Regions from separate parts of the Homo sapiens genome. Here region 2 is linked to region 1. The links are chromatin loops, found by intact Hi-C in ENCODE. Cell type or tissue: CD4-positive, alpha-beta T cell. All regions are shown on one strand. Each heading gives the region's core, and the rest is flanking DNA. Links, peaks and the distances in the headings are about the cores only.

Region 1 (8,343 bases), core at 328-8,327:
TGTATATATATATATATATATATATATATATTTTTTTTTTTTTTTTTTTTTGAAATGGAGTCCCATTCTTGCCCAGGCTGGAGTGCAGTAGCGTGATCTGGGCTCACTGCAACCTCCACCTCCCAGGTTCAAGCAATTCTCCTGCCTCAGCCTCCCGAGTAGCTGAGACTACAGGTGTACGCCACCACACCCAGCTAATTTTTGTATTTTTAGTAGAGACGGGGGTCTCACCATGTTGGCCAGGTGGGTCTTGAACTCCTGACCTTGTGATCCGCCTCCCGTCCCCCCCCCTTGTCCTTCCAAAGTGCTGAGATGACAGGCGTGAGCTGCCGTGCCCAGTCTGTCCACTTCATTTCTTTGATAAAACTGCTTGGAAATGAGAATATTACTCCTCTTATAAAAATGGGAAAAAGAAAGAGATTAGAAAGAAGAAAGTCACCCATAGTCCTAAAATGATCCCTGTGGTTATTTTGATTTTTCCCCAGACTTTAAGGGAATATTTCATAGAACTTGAGTGTTCATAAACTATATAAAAATTTCAACATGCAAACTAGTCAGGGCTGTCATGTATGTAGACACAAGTGAACTGAAAGTATAAAATAGGCATAGAGATGATAAATACCAAGTTTAGTGGTGGTTACCTCTGAAAGAGGAGGATGGGGTCAGGGAAAGGGACTTTGCTGAAACCTGGAAAGTTGTGTTTCTAAAAAAATTAAGAGTTAAAACAAATGTAGCAATACCTTAAGATTTGGCACTGCTTAGCGGTGGGTACACATGTCTTTATTCTATCCTCTACATTTCTGTATGCTCCATATATTTCATAATAAAAATATAAGGTGTGTTGCTCCTGATTGTGTGTATCTGAATTCGTTAGTCACTGTCTGTCTATCAGTGTAGTTTTGTTAGTACTGACAGCCTTCCCAATTAAAAGGGTTGAAATTTTATTGATCTTCTGGCAGAATTATTTCAAGCACCTCCTACAAAGCATCAATATACAGAAGAAATAATGTGTGTATTAGAAATTACATCCTGGCCAGGCGCAGTGGCTCACGCCTGTAACCCCAGCACTTTGGGAGGCTAAGGTGGGCGGATCACTTGAGATCAGGAGTTTGAAACCAGCCTGGCCAACATGGTGAAACCCCATCTCTACTAAAAATACAAAAATTGGCTGGGCATGGTGGCACACGCCTGTAATCCCAGCTACTTGGGAGGCTGAGGCAGGAGAATCGCTTGAACCCGGGAGGTGGAGGTTGTGGTGAGCCAAGATGGCGCCACTGCACTCCAGCCTGGGTGACAGGGTGAGACTCCATCTCTAACAACAACAACAACAACAAAACACACAAACAAAAAAGAAATTACATCCTTCCTTAGCCATTCACTTGTTATGAACAGAATTTAGAAGACTCAAAAAAGAAATGCCCATGTGTTTTCTATATAGTACCTTCCATGAATTTTAATAGATAACTGCATAGCTGTAAGACCACCATATTTGTAATTATGTGTTAAGGCTAGAAAGTTTCTAGACAGAAAAGTCTTGACTCTACATTTAACTGTAATGTCCAAGGGAAAATAATTGTGATCATCAAATTAGATTTTAAGTTACGCAGAAGACCTGTTTTATTGTATTCCGGGTTCTAATTCATTACAGTCCAAAGAAAGTACTAAATAATAAAATGGAATGACATTTGTTTCCTTTATAATATGTGTTTAAAATACCACAAAAACGTGGTTAAAACGGTAGGGTGATGAGGTGATTAAAACCTGCTATTGAAGGAAAACTTGACTCTAAAATGGAACAATTCTCTAATTTCACCTATGCTGGGTTTTTCCCCCATTATGGTTTGATACTTTAATTCTCCTTGCCCACACTCAGGGAGACGTTACTGCTAGTTAGTTGCATTATCTAATCGATTTTAAAGGAAGAGACATAACTAATGAATAAAACTAAGTTATTAGGATTCTTCCGTGACTTTTCAATGTTTTCTATGTCTCCATCCCACAGGTTCAGTTAATTCTCTAACTCTATATGTTAAATAGATGTGTATCCTGCAAGGATATACACTCACCCCCAACACAGACACACACACACAGAGAGACAGTACATTTTTTTTCCTTTTGAGACGTAGTCTCACTCTGTCGCCCAGGCTGGAGTGCAGTGTCGCGATCTCAGCTCACTGCACTCCACCTCCCGGGTTCAAACGATTCTCCTGCCTCAGCCTCCGGAGTAGCTGGGACTACAGGTGCACGCAGCCATGCCTGGTATTTTTGTAGTTTTAGTAGAGACGGGGTTTCACTATCTTGGCCAGGCTTGTCTCGACCTCCTGACTTCGTGATCCATCCGCCCCAGCCTCCCAAAATGCTGGGATTACAGGTATGAGCTACTGTGTCCGGCCAGAGTACATATTTTTGTTCAGGATAATCAGAAATGAGTATAAGAGAGATTCTTAATGTTTTCTATTAAGCAGGCTCATTTAGAATAAACAAAACCAGAGCTATTATCTTCTATGGATTAAGACTGGAATAATAAAAATTATTGGAAGGAGATTTTTTGTCAGGTCTCCCATATATACAGGTGTTCATCAGAGACACCATGTTCCCCTTCTCTCCCTCTCAGAGAGAGACACCCATGGATGGCAGGCGTGGGCAGGGCCGTGCCTGTCGTACACAGGGCTTTGTATATGCTGAAGCCTGCAGCTGTTTATTATTGACTCCTAATTAGCTCCAACAACTGTGTTTGGCTAATTGAATTGCACTCCCTGCTAGCCACCTGAGCCTTCCCAAAAGAAGATTGCCCTTCAAAACTAAGGAAAGAAAATATTCACACCATTATCCAGCCCCAGATTCTTGGCTTGAGCCAAGCACCTATGTAGCTCAAGCCAAGGATTTCTGTGCCCAGCTCGAAGAACTGGTGAAGCTACAAGTGTTAACATAGGTGTCTTACATTTAGATCATAGTGGACAGGACTTCAATGGTTGTGTTTTTTTATTATTATTATTATTAGGTTGTATTTTAGACACCATAATGCCAATTTTAAGTGATTTTAATGTGGAGAGATGCTGAACCATTTCTGCTGAAATGTCTCAGATATCCAATCAACATTTATTAAGGAATTGTACCATACAAGATTCCCCTATTTTTCAACCAGAGAATCAGAAGCTTAGGGAAAAAAAAAATTCCCTTGTTTTCCAACTCCATCACTTGTAGTCTAAACTATTTTAAGTTTTATTTATTTTCTTGAGATGGGGTGTTGCTCTGTTGCCCAGCCTAGAGTGTAGTGGCACAATCACGGTTCACTGCAGTCTCGACCTCCCAGACTCAAGCCATCCTCCAGGATTAGCCTCCTCAGTAGCTGGGACCACAGGCACGTGCCACCACACCCAGCTAATTTTTAAAAAAAATTTTGTGGAGATCGGGGAGGGCTCACGATATTGCCAAGGCTGGCCTTGTACTCCTGGGCTCAAGAGATCCTCCCACCTCGGCCTCCCAAAATGCTGGGACTACAGGTGTGAGCCACCACACTCAGCCTAAACTCTTTTATCAGCTTGCTAAAGGCCATGTAAATAGAATAGGCTCTAGTGACCCAGTTATCTTTTGAAAAGCTGGTCTCCTGTAAGAAACAAATTCGGCCGCTAGGTGACGCTACTTTCCACAGTCGGGCTTCTCTGTCTTAGACATTTCTTCCTATCAGCAGAAGTTGCTACTGTACTGGTTTTTGGTAATCATAGTAAAGTGAAAGCATTGTAGTGACTGTGGGAGATGTACAGAATGCTTTCATGATAAGATCGTAAAAACCAGAGGCTTAACTGAATCCAACAATCTGTTTACGCTCTTGCATCTTTGATTTTCCTTAGACTTTTAGCTCATCATAAAAGTCAGGTTTATAGACATTTCTCTATAATTTAACACTTAATACTTCAAATATCTCTGCTAATTACACATATACTCTGCTAAATTTATTCAATCATAAATATATTCTTAGTTATAGCCTATTCTATTAAAAAAGCGTTTTTTTAAAAAAAAAACTTCTGTTTATACTTGAGTCTTGGAATGACATACTAGAATCAACCAATTCCAAGGCAAAATTCTTCCTCCATTATTTTCTCAATATGAACCAAATTTTTTTTACTCTTATTTTTTTGCTTTTGCCTTTCACCGAATGATTCTAGAAAGGTATACAGAAAAAAAATCTTTTTATATAACAATCTATAAACATGACCAAATCAAGACAAAATCGTGTTAAATTGTCCCTTATGTTGATAGCATCATTATCATGTCAATACCAGGCAAATCTTTAACTCTATTATCATTGTCATTAGCTTTTTACATGTTGAGATTTACAAAGTTATTAAGAAAGTATTCTTTATTACTACAATCCATCAGCATTTTGATCATACGTTGTAAGTGCCATAGCATCCAAGTATAATAAAACTGCCAGGCACAGTGGCTCACACTTGTAAACTCAGCACTTTGGAGGCCAAGGTGGGAGGATCACTTGAGGCCAGGAGTTTGAGACCAGCCTGGACAACACAGTGAGACCTCATCTCTACACAAAAATAATTTTAAAAAGAAAAATTGGCCAGGCATGGTGGTACATGCCGGTGGTCCTAGCCGACATTCCACATACAGTTTTAAGACACAAAGTATATACTTCTAAAAAAACCCACAATAGATTCCTATCAACAATAATAAGCTACATACAGGATTAAATTTATTTAATCATATAATCTATAAGCCAGTAATTTTTTTTTTTTTTTTTGACAGGGTCTTATTCTGTCACCCAGGCTGGAGAGCAGTGGCGTGATCATGGCTCACTGCAGCCTCTACCTTCCTGGGCTCAGGTGATCCTCCTAGCTCCCGAGTACGAGTACCTGGGACTCATACTTGCACCTGCACCCAGCTAATTTTTGTATTTTTTGTAGAGACAGGGTTTTGCCATGTTTCCCAAGCTGGTCTCAAACTCCTGGGCTCAAGAGACCCACCCACCTTGGCCTACCAAAGTGTTGGGATTACAGGCGTGATCCACCATCCCCGGCCTAAACCAACAATTTTAACACCATAATCCCGTGGGCATCTTTTGGATAAGGTTTATTTCAAATGGAATTGTTTTATTTAAAATAAGAAATTTTAAAAAATTTAATATGTTACTCTAAAAAAACAAACTATTTTGGAACTGAGTAATCCAAATCTAAAAGAAGTAAAGGCATTTTGCTTTGCATTGTACTATTAGTGAAAAATTTAGTTGTAGATTTATAGATGCTATAATTACACAACAATGAAAGTACAGGCAAGGAAAGTAGGCAAATAAATTGTCTTGCTCACAAAACTATTTTTGGAGCTAACTCTCTTATAGAAAATCATCAAAAAGGGTTTTATCCAAAATGTTTCAGTAGGATGTTAACTTGAAATAAAGTGAATGGCCTTAGGGTTATGCTATTCCTTCTTCTCCTCTCAGGTTTCTAGGTTAAGAAATAATGAATTTTGTTTCTAAATGTTGCTTTAGCAGAGCTAATTGTAGCCCCTTGGGTGAAGGGATTGGAGAAAGGAAAATTCAGTTTTTTTACCCTGCTTCAGTAATCAGTTGACTTTGGTATACCCAAGTGGACTTGGCCATTTTAACTGTGTATGCTTAAAGATTTTTCTGAAGTCAAAAGGAAAAAAAATACAATTCTGCCATCAAATATTTGATGACTACAGCAAAATATATTTACATTGTTAACACATTTTTCATAAATATCTTCTCCTCAAAATAACAAATAACAAGAATTATAGTAATGTTTTAGGCATTAAAATTTCAGTTTAAGGTATTTGTGGGGTTTTTTTTTTTTTTTTTTTTGAGACGGAGTCTCGCTCTGCTGCCCAGGCTGGAGTGCAGTGGTGCAATCTCGGCTCACTGCAAGCTCCGCCTCCCGGGTTCATGCCATTCTCCTGCCTCAGCCTCCCGAGTAGCTGGGACTACAGGCACCCGCCACCATGCCTGGCTACTTTTTTTGTATTTTTAGTAGAGACAGGGTTTCACCGTGTTAGCCAGGATGGTATCAATTTCCTGACCTCGTGATCTGCCCGCCTCAGCCTCCCAAACTGCTGGGATTACAGGCGTGAGCCACCACACCCAGCCGGTATTTGTGGTTTTTAATAAATAGTGAGCTGGGTGTATCAGTTATCTATTGCTATGTAAGAGACCACCTCACAACTTAGTGGCTTGAAACAACAACCATTTTATTGGTCACTATTCTGTAGAGCATCGATTTGATCTGTTCTACTGAGGGCAGTTCTGTTGGTCTTGCTTAGATTATTCCTGGACAAGTAATCCAAGTCAAATGGCACATTGGTTGGAGGCTGGATGGCCTTGGTTGACCTCACTCATACATCTGGGAGTCAGCTGGGGCTATCAGCCAGAACCCCTCAGTTTTCCACATTGATTATCCAGCAGGATAGCTCAGACATCTTCCCATGGTGGCTGGATTCCAAGAGGGCAAGAGTGGAAGTTGTAAGGCCTCGTGAGGCCTTGGCTTGGAAAGTCCCGCAATGTCACTTCCGCTGCTTTTTTTTTTTTTGAGACAGGGTCTCACTCTGTCACCCAGGATAGATGCAGTGGCATGATCACAGCAGTGGCACATTGCAGCCTCTACCTCCTGGGCTCAGGCAATCCTCCCATCTCAGCCTCCCGAGTAGCTGGGGTCACAGGCATGTGCCTCCATGTTCGGCTAACTTTTGTATTTTTTGTAGAGATGGGGTTTTGCCATGTTGCTCAGGTTGGTCCTGAACTCCTGGACTCAAGCAATCTGCCTGCCTCAGCCTCCCAAAGTGCTGGGACTACAGGCATGAGCCACCACAGCAAGCCTACTTCCACGGCTTTCTATATTGGTCAAAGCAAATCATAAGACTGCCTAGATTCAAGGGAAGGGAAAACAGACCCCCCCAACTTTTTTTTTTTTTTTTTTTTTTTTTTTTGAGATGGAGTCTTGCTCTGTCACCCAGGCTGGAGTGCAGTGGCATGATCTCGGCTCACTGCAGCCTCTGCCTCCCAGGTTTCAGCAATTATCCTGCCTCAGCTTCCCAGGTAGCTGGGATTACAGGCATGTAGCCACTACGCCCGGCTAATTTTTGTATTTTTAGTAGAGATGGGATTTCACCATGTTGGCCAGGCTAGTCTCGAACTCCTGACCTCAGGTGATCCACCCACCTCGGCCTCCCAAAGTGCTAGGATTACAGGCGTGAGCCACTGCGCCTGGCTGAGACCTCTTGATAGGAAGAGCTGCAGATAGTTTGTGGCTATATTTATCTCTCACAGTAGGTTATTCAGATCAACCTTCCATTGAAAATGTCAAAATAATATCTTGAAAGTATTGAAGTGGCCTGGTGTGGTGGCTAACGCCTGTCATCTCAACACTTTGGGAGGCCGAGGCAGGCGGATCACTGGAGGTCAGGAGTTCGAGACCAGTCTGGCCAACATGGCAAAACCCCATCTCGACTAAAAATACAAAAATTAGCCAGGCTTGGTGGCACATGCCTGTAATCCCAGCTACTTGGGAGGCTGAGGCAAGATAATTGCTTGAACCCAGGGGGCGGAGGTTGCAGTGAGCCAAGATTGCACCACTGCACTCCAGCCTGGGTGACAAAGCGAGACTCCATCTCAAAAAAATAGAATTGTATTGAAGAGCTGAAAAGATAGTAGTGAACTCCTAGGGCAAGTTTTAATTTTGGGGTGATAGCCTGTAATCAGAGAGATAAGCTTCTGAGCACCAAAGATGAACAGGCTTCACACTTGAGATCCAGATCCAGAAGTCCAGGACCAAGATGCATTCAAAATATAGGGACTCTTATAGAAGTTTCTCCAGCATTACAGAAGGATCCAAAAAGACTACAACTCCAGTATAAGGACTGGATCTATTCCCTAACTCCCCTGTCCCTGGGGACTACAGAGATGGTTGCCTTGGCTATGAGCAGAGCTAGAGAAGAAAAAAATAAAGGGAAACGTATCCCTCAGAAGTTGTTGCCACATACCTGCCCTTATGCAAGTTTGTACCCCAGGGACCCATAGCCCCAATGAACAGGGTCCATCAAGCCCTGAACTTGGTTGTTGCAATCTGGATTGGAAGTGCTCCCAAGTGGCTGACTGAATCAAATCACAAAGTCTCTTTAACCTAGGCCTTTGGAGGCCACCAAAAATAATTGTCCAAAGGCAATGAAAGGCATGGGGTCAGAGACAGTACTGATATAGGAGTTAAGAAGAAAGTACTTAGGTGGATAGTGAGGGTATGGTAATGGGAGTCCTCAGTAAGGTATTCCTTTTAATGAAAAGCAGCCCCCAAATCATTTTATTTTCTAACAAAGAGCAGCCTG
Region 2 (8,343 bases), core at 53-8,052, 690 kb after region 1:
TCAATAAAGACAGGAGTTAGGAACCGTCCCTTGACTAACTACTGAGGGAAAGCCCTTTCTATAGAATAGAATTTACATCCTGTGAGTTGGTCATGTTTTTAGTAAGATGGATTAAATTGCATGTATATGTCCAGAGTCAATTAATGGGAAACATAGAACCAGAATCCAAGTCAATTTTGTCCATTACTTCTTTCTCAAGAGTAAACACCCTCAGCTGGATGACAAATAATGATTGCCAGGCAAGGTTTATGTTATTACCTCTACAAGTAGGAAGTTGATGCAAAGCAAAACTCTCACCTGACATCTGTTTTTTTTAATCACCCTTATAGCAAGTTAGTTTTAAAGAAGTGAGAAAGACATGCGTGAACAGGCAATTTTGCTCCCAGATCAAACTTCTTCTTATAACCAGACGTGGCTTCATGTTCCAGCAAAGCAAGATATTCCCAGGCCATAAGGTAACAAAGGCCTGGGACACTGTGGTGTCCACATTTCTCACTTCTATGAATGAGTGCCCACAGGAATGTGTTCATAACATGTAACAAAGTCAACTTGTGAGTTGCTGATACACATCTCTCTTATGTCATACAACTGCTGCCATTAGCGATTCATGGCAGTGTCCTTGCCCGGCAGTCATGCATATCCAAATGAGGCATACTCCCTAGCTATTACAAGAGTCCTGTCTGGCTGCAGGCATTGACTGACTTCTCCTTTTTATCTCAACTTAAAATCAGTGCCTTGCTCCCATCCAGTGCCACATGAAATCCAAGGAATCAAAGTGTAATCTCCGCTGCCACTCCTCATGTTCAAAACATGGACCATTATGCAATATTAAAGCATGAATCCTGGAACTCTGTTAATGTTGTGAAATAGGTGAGTAGTTAGCAAGAATTACCATTCTGACAGTGCAGTGGAAAAACTTCATTCATTGTAAAAAGCAGGGAGTTGAGTTTCTATATGGGGTTGCCTTTCACGTCCCCTCCCCTTGCAGAGATAATGAAAAAATGCCCAGCTATTTTTCAGATGTGATGTTTACTTTCTTTTCCAAGAGGTTCTTTGGAGGAATACACAGAAATATTTTATAGAACCACAAAATAATAGAGGTAAAATAAGCTTTGGAATAAAATAAGCAAATAAGACTAGTTTCTAGTCTACGATTTCTGGGAAAATGCGAGAACTTTAGTTAAACTTGTTTATTTTATTCTAGGTGAATTTTATTAACTTAAAGGATCATAAAATAATAATGATCATCTCTACTTTTAAAATCCACATTTCTATCAATTATTATATGCATATTCCAGTGTGTACAGATAAAAAGATATTCAAGTACAACTAAACCTAGAGATTTCATCAGAAAATAATCCCCAAAATGAGCTGCTATTGCAAAATGGAAAATATGATGTAAACAGGCATTTTGGGCTTTCAGATAAACAGCATAAATTTTTGAACAGGATACGTCTTGTTTTCCACAAAGAGAAAAACAAGGTGTAGTGAAGAGCGTTGAATTGTGTCTGATTTCTGATCTTGCTTTTAACAAATGAGAACGTCTCAGCTAAGTCAACCAGAAACTATTTCCTAATCTATAAATTAAAGGGTTTGGCCTAGATAATTTCTAGTCTTTTCTGGCTTCAACCCCTCCCTGCTTACTCTCTCTCTCTCTCTCTCTCTCTCTTTCTATATATATATATACACACACACACACATATATATATATATATATACACACACACATATATATATATATATACACATATATATATACACATATATATATGTATATATACACACACATATATATATATATAAACACACACACATATATATATATATATTTTTTTTTTTCTTTTTCTTTTTGAGACAGAGTCTTACTCTGTCACCCAGGCTCCGGGTTCAAGCAATTCTCCCACCTCAGCCTCCCGAGTAGCTGGGACTATGGGTGCATGCCACCACACCCGGCTAAATGTTTTTTGTATTTTTAGTAGAGACGGGGTTTCACCATGTTGGCCAAGCTGGTCTCGAACTCCTGGCCTCAGGTGATCTGCCTGCCTTGGCCTCTCAAAGTGCTGGGATTATAGGCATGGGCCACCGCACCTGGCCAGATTGCAGGTATCTTTAACAGGTTGGAGTGTTACCTGAATTTTCATCAATCTTGGGAAACATATAGCTGCTAACAGTTTTAACTTCCTACTCTATGTTTAACTCGTTTAACATATTAAAACACGCAGACAATATTAAACTGCAGCAACACATGGAGAAGAAAAGCATCGTGGAAATGGGGTAAGATGGGACTCTAGAAGTGTTTAAAACCTCCCATGCTGAAATTTTAAGTAAATGTTGACGGGCAATGGTTAAATTGTAAAATAAATGAATTTGTTGTCACTGAAATTTAGAATACTCCTACCTCTTCTTATGTTTTGCCCTTTTAAGATACAAATTAAAATTTTTAAAAAATAGAAGAGCTCAGAAATAAAGTGATGGGGATAATATGCATACCTATACTACCACACTTTTCCTTTCACCAGTTACTTTGGAAAGTATCCTATGGAGTTTTGATTTTAGTAGAATTCATGTGAGGCAAAAGATGGCTTATTATTTCTATTGTGTAAAATCTCCAAACCACTGGGCAGTTATAAGACTTTTTTTTTTTTTAAGCTCAAACACAGGTCAAGGCTATAGGTGGGAGTTCTTGAACAATAAACAAAGTGAGAAATGGTCTTAATTTTTTGTTATTGCTGCTTTGAATGACACACAGACACATGTACTAACACAGGCAAGACTCTTGCTGCACGGATATATGTATTTTTGTAGAAAAGATCAAACTAAAATGAATTCACTGCCTGGCATCATGTTTTCATCTGCCTTCCATTTTCCACAAGGGTGTACTCCACTTGCTTAGACTTAGGCAATTTAAAAATTCTTGATCTTAATGTCCTCTAAAATGTACAGACTTTATAGCTTAGATTTTAAGAGACACCATTACCTGACAGGGTAATGACAGTTTTATTTGCACTGGTGACTGGATTTGCTGTGATACTTAAGCAATAATACAAATAAAATGATAATTTTTTTGAGAGGATGTCAGGGAAGGAGAAAGAAAAGAACAAAATGCATCGCATTTAACTTGGTTTAAAAACACAACACACTGCAGCTTCCCAAAGCTTCTTATTTTACTGGAAAAAAAAATCCCTTAGCAATTCATCTTCCTTTGGGCGCATGAATGACATTTTACTGTGATGTGATTATAAGAAACAAAATCCCTCGGAGATGCTGCCTTAAAATATTTTTCTTTATAATGTTCTGAGCTCGACAAACCTTGGTAGAAAACAGAATACTCTTAATTATGAATAAATTAACTAAATTAGTAACATGAGATGGATATGCAATTAAGGGATTGTTAATTGAAACTGGAAACACAGCTGTATACAGCTTAGAGATGAATCATACCAGTAATGACGCAGATGTTTATAAAATGTGATTATCTTTAGTGGAGACAGCGCTGCATCTCCCAAGCCCATTCTTATATTGTGTCACTGAAATGGTTTTTAAACCCGTGAACACCAGGAATCAGGATCTCAGGGACGGCAAATTAGGCTCCCTGGATATGGGAATTAGTGTTGTCTGAATGTCAGCAATTTGATTCTCCAGCTTTCAAAGAATGTAGATATGGAGCCAACAACAAACATCTGTTAGTTGCATGGTCTTCAAAAAAACAAAAACAACCAAAAGTTGCTGGCAAACCAGTCCCTGCTTCAATCAGAGAAGACGGTAAAGTATCTGTAAACAGTCACACTGCTGTGTGTGACTGTTAGAAACATATAGAAAAGAGAACCCCAGGGCACAGTGCCAGAGACCTTATGCACAAATGGTAAATGCCCCCTCTGCTGGCAGAGGCTCTAAAACATTTTCTGCTCTTTTCCCGGCAGTGAACCCAGAAGAAAAAACAAAATCTTCACAACTAAGGAAGCAGTAGGAAAATGCCGTCATTACACTCACTGTATGTTGAAATGTACTAAAATTATCAATATTCTGTTGCACTTTGGAAACTTCCGTTTTTTGCTTATCCACACCATTTTCCCCCATGTGCAATTCCCATTTGCCCCAGGGAAGGGAAATGTCTCTATGGTTCTAGATTTTAATCGAGTTACATGATCTCTGCATAGACTGTGATTGGACAAGGTTGAGGGGAGACTGGATACTGTGTCCTAACCATAGTTTAATGATTATGGAATGAAGGGCTCAGCTACATAGACTAGTCTTTGGAAATCAGGTTTTTGGTTTCTGGACAAAGCTTGTGGCATTATTCAAACCAACAACTATTAGGCTGGATGGTGCTTACAAAGATGGAAGATGGTAGACATCAGTTTTTTACGTAAAGTGCAAACTAACCACTGTAAGGTGTAGTCAAAAAAGAAATAATACATAATTTTAGATATTGACCAACAGAAGATATATTTGTCACCTTAGCTTAGCTTCTCTTTCAAAATTATCAATGTCCTTAACAAAATCTAGTGCTGTAAAGGAAAATAAAACAACAGATAGTCTGACATTAGTTAATACTTTCCTCTATCAAAAGGATGCAGAAAACTTAGGGCATCCTCCTTGAATTCAGGGGAGACCTTTTACTACAACGTTTAACGAAGTATTTGGATGACTTGAGGCTCAAATAAACAACTCAGTTTTCCACTGTGTTGACTGTGGGCATATGGGGTGTAGCTGAGTTGTGAGTCTGTTAAAAGAAAATACACTTTCAGGAATGAATAAGGAGAAAAACGCAAACACATAAAAAGACACACCACTATATATAGTTTTCTCTCTATGTTGGATACCTATAAATGTGGGATTTGTTGAATTTTGATCACAAAGTCTTTCTATCCTATGTGTTAGTCTGCACAAGTACAGGCTTTGCCTATAATTTCAGTATTGATTTGCTGTTATACAGGTTCCAACTTGTCTAAATTTCATTACCTGAAGGGACAGCTTGCAATTCCATATACAGGTATAATAAAAGCAAGATGAGTACATGCATACTGTGAGCTCTGAAAAGGCACTTTTTCTACAATGGCTGTGCCAAATTCTTCATGAGACTGTTATTCTGTTGCAAATGGTGATAAGAAAGCCAATATCATACATTATTTACTAGCATTTGTACTAATATTTTCAATTCTGAACCTCATTATAATCACACTTGTTTCAGAACCCATTTGTGGACATACCCAGCTATTTGCCTAACTAACAGCTATTTACTTCTTGTTCCTTGGTAAAGAAGCTCAATTATGTTCAGATATTGGGCAACAAAGGACACAGCTCTGAGGAAAAAATTAAAATCTGGTCTAAGCCAATCACAGTAAGCTTGTTTCTCATAGCCAGTGATTGGCTTAAAGAGGTTCAGTGAGATCCAGTTCTAGTTGACACATAAGAAGAAATTTGTTGGGGAGCTTCTGGGAAACGTTTGCTTTTCCAAACACAGACACACAGGCATGAGTACACACACACACACACGCACACAATACAGTTATCCTTGAACCTTATTCCTTCTTGCCTTGGTTATTGTTGTCTGCGGATATGTTGCTTGGCGCAGTGGGAAGCCATCTTGGGACCATGAGGAAAAAGACAAGAGAATCCCAGAGAAGCTGACCTCAAGTCTTGATATAGCTAATCTGTTGAATTAACCAGCTCTAGGTCTGATGGTCTTTGGACTTCAGTTTATTTTGATTAGTGGTTCTCAAAGTGCAGTTCCTGACCACAGGAGTAGCAGCATAACTTGGCAACCTACTAGAAATGTAGAATCTCGGACTCCACGCTGGACCTACTGCATCAGAAACGCTGGGAGCAGCCTGCCAGCCTGTAGTTTAACAAGCCCCCAGGGGATTCTGATGCATACTAAAGTTTGGGAACTGTGCTAGATTATCAAATGTCTCTATTATTTCTAATGTGTCTATTATTAACGATAGGGTTTTCACTTCTTGCCTGATTCCACTGGAGTTCGTGTTAAAAAAAAATATATTCCCAAGTCTATTGCATCAGAATCTCCAGTGAAGGGGCTTGTGAATTAATAATTTAATCAAGTGCCCCTGGTGATTCTTATGACCAGAAAACCTTGGGAAAGACAAACTTAAGAACTTTAAAGTCAGGTATCTGTTACTGGCCTCTGAAAGTATTCTAACTGACATTCCATCTGCAATCTCCTGTTTCAACTGGCCGCAGCTCCAGGACCACTCAGGTAAGCAGATACTAGCTCTTGCCTTGGCAAATATATTATGAAGTCTTAGCTTGGAGAGCCTTTGACTTAAAGTGAGGTTTACATTTCTAAGATGTTGGTTTCTTGACTTAACTGTCTATTTGAATTCCTGATCTTTTCCATTCAGAGCCTGTTTACCCGAACTCCCCACTTCAGCTACAGTCTGAATTCCTAACCTCGTGTACATTCTTGATCAGTGTTATCTGGTGGCCTCACCAACCCTGCCAGAATTTCAGAGCCCCTCTCAAGTAATTACAGGGGTAATCATGCATTCCTTAACTCTTAGGCTGCATTCTTAGGGGGCAGATTCCTACCTACTAACCTTGAACCTGCTGATGCCCATGAGGCTGGCATGAAAGCAGGAACAATTAGTCTGTTAAAAACTAAACATATATTCCTGAAGTCTGAAAAAAGGTTCTACTCATCCAAATAGAAATAATTGAGAACTCTAAAATATTTAACTTTAAATGGTCTGGAATCATCAATGTTCTTTCAGGTTGAATGAATATTTTACATTAAAAACTTTCTGTCCCTTGTTTACTTGGCCAAATAAGGTAAAAAGGTCAAAACAATCTTAGTGAAATTGTTTCCTTATGAATGACAAATGTAAAGAGTCAAAAGAGGAATTAAGGTAAATAATTTAATTATATTTCATCTCCCCTAATTACATGTTTTTCATTTGCTTAGATATTACTTATTTCACCTCTGCTGCCTTCCCCACCATATACCCGATAACTCAGTCATTCCAGACTTATAAACTACCTCAGGTTATATCAGATCTTCCCAGACCTGGTTTTCTTCCTAGAAAACCATTCCATTTTTTTCTTTACCTCTTGGAACCCTACTCATTGCTCGAGTCTAAGCTCAAATGTCACCCCTTGTGCAAAATTTATTGCTAACTCTTCTGCACATTAATATCATTTCTGGGGGGCTCACATCTCTAGTGGAGCCCTTGTAATACTGTATGTAGTTCATGTATTAATCATCTTTGAAGGGAGCCTGTGTCATGTACATCTTTGTCCCTCCTATTGGGTAGAGGGTCTCGAGACTAATGTAGTCACTGATAAAATACTGAACTGAACTTCATGCAAAAGTGATTTCTGAGAAAAGGCATTAACCAAATAGTGCCTTAATTTTATTACTTGTTTTGCAGGTTTTATGTACTTAATTGCAAGTAGGAGGCTAATGAAAAATGTTTAGTTTTTGCAGTGTGGTGGTGGTGAGGGGCATCCCAGCTTGAGTGGTAGAGGTCCCAGCTTAACACAGAAATTTAGATAAATGTGGCAAATTGGTGGGATGGGCAATGTATCTCATCTGCACTGAGAGAAAAGCTCAAGGTGTAACCATTTCTGGGGCTACATGTCTAGTCATCTCTAAGAGATTGGTGGCTCCCCAGACATCCATTGCAGGGACACTAAGGAGGTCTCTTAGGAGAAGGCGTAATGAAAGAACATATTATAAACCAGGTGCTTTGCTCAGTAGAAAAGCCTCGGTCAACAAGAGAAAGAGAAAGAGTGGTTTTGAGAATACTGTGGTGTCTGCTACTTAGATTTATCTTCTGGTTCAGTCATATCTGAGTCCCATGCATCTAAGTCAGAATTATTTGCAAGACCATGTGCCAGATGAGATGCTTTCTGCTGCAGGTTGTAGAAAACTGATATGGGTTGGATGTTTGTTCCCTTCAAATCTCATGCTGAAATGTAATCCCCAGTGTTGGATGTGGGGCCCGGTGGGGGAGACTGGATCATGGGGCTGGATCCCTCACGAATGGCTCAGTGCCATTCTTGCAGTAATAAGTGAGTTCTCACTCAGAGTGAGTTCATGTGGGATCTGACTGTTTAAAAGAGTGTGGCACCTCCCACCCCCTCACTCCATCTCTCACCATGTGACACGCTGGTTCTCCTTTCACCTTCCACCATGATTGTAAGCTTGCTGAAGCCCTCACCAGAAGCAGAGGCTGTCACCACACTTCCTGTACAGCCTGCAGAACCATGAGCCAATGAAATCTCTTTTCCTTATAAATTACCCAGCCTCAGGTATTCCTTTATAGTGATGCAAATGGAATTAACATAAAAACCCAACACAAAATGTCTTGACTAGTCAAGGCC

What was found. A loop is a pair of places that touch in the nucleus more often than their neighbours do. Peaks named below come from ENCODE experiments on the same cell type or tissue, not always from the same donor. Only the 100,000 strongest peaks of a DNase experiment are listed, where the experiment ranks them.
Region 2: a loop joins it to region 1, with 8 times the contacts of the local background. A loop is called at or near these places in 2 of 110 quality-filtered maps.

The regions. Positions count from the first base shown.
Region 1 is chrX:30,732,333-30,740,675 of GRCh38, forward strand. No RefSeq gene overlaps it. Among named protein-coding and RNA genes, the nearest start is that of GK-AS1, 18 kb to the left of the region's middle. In CD4-positive, alpha-beta T cell, for the core only: a CTCF peak has its summit at 3,601 (motif pointing right); a DNase peak (open chromatin) is centred at 3,649.
Region 2 is chrX:31,420,216-31,428,558 of GRCh38, forward strand. All of the region lies in intron 60 of DMD (dystrophin), which reads right to left. LOC124905175 (a long non-coding RNA gene) reads left to right here and starts at 6,124. Exons shown (of 3, transcript XR_007068211.1): 1 at 6,124-6,217. In CD4-positive, alpha-beta T cell, for the core only: no CTCF peak of the experiment used is centred there; no DNase peak of the experiment used is centred there.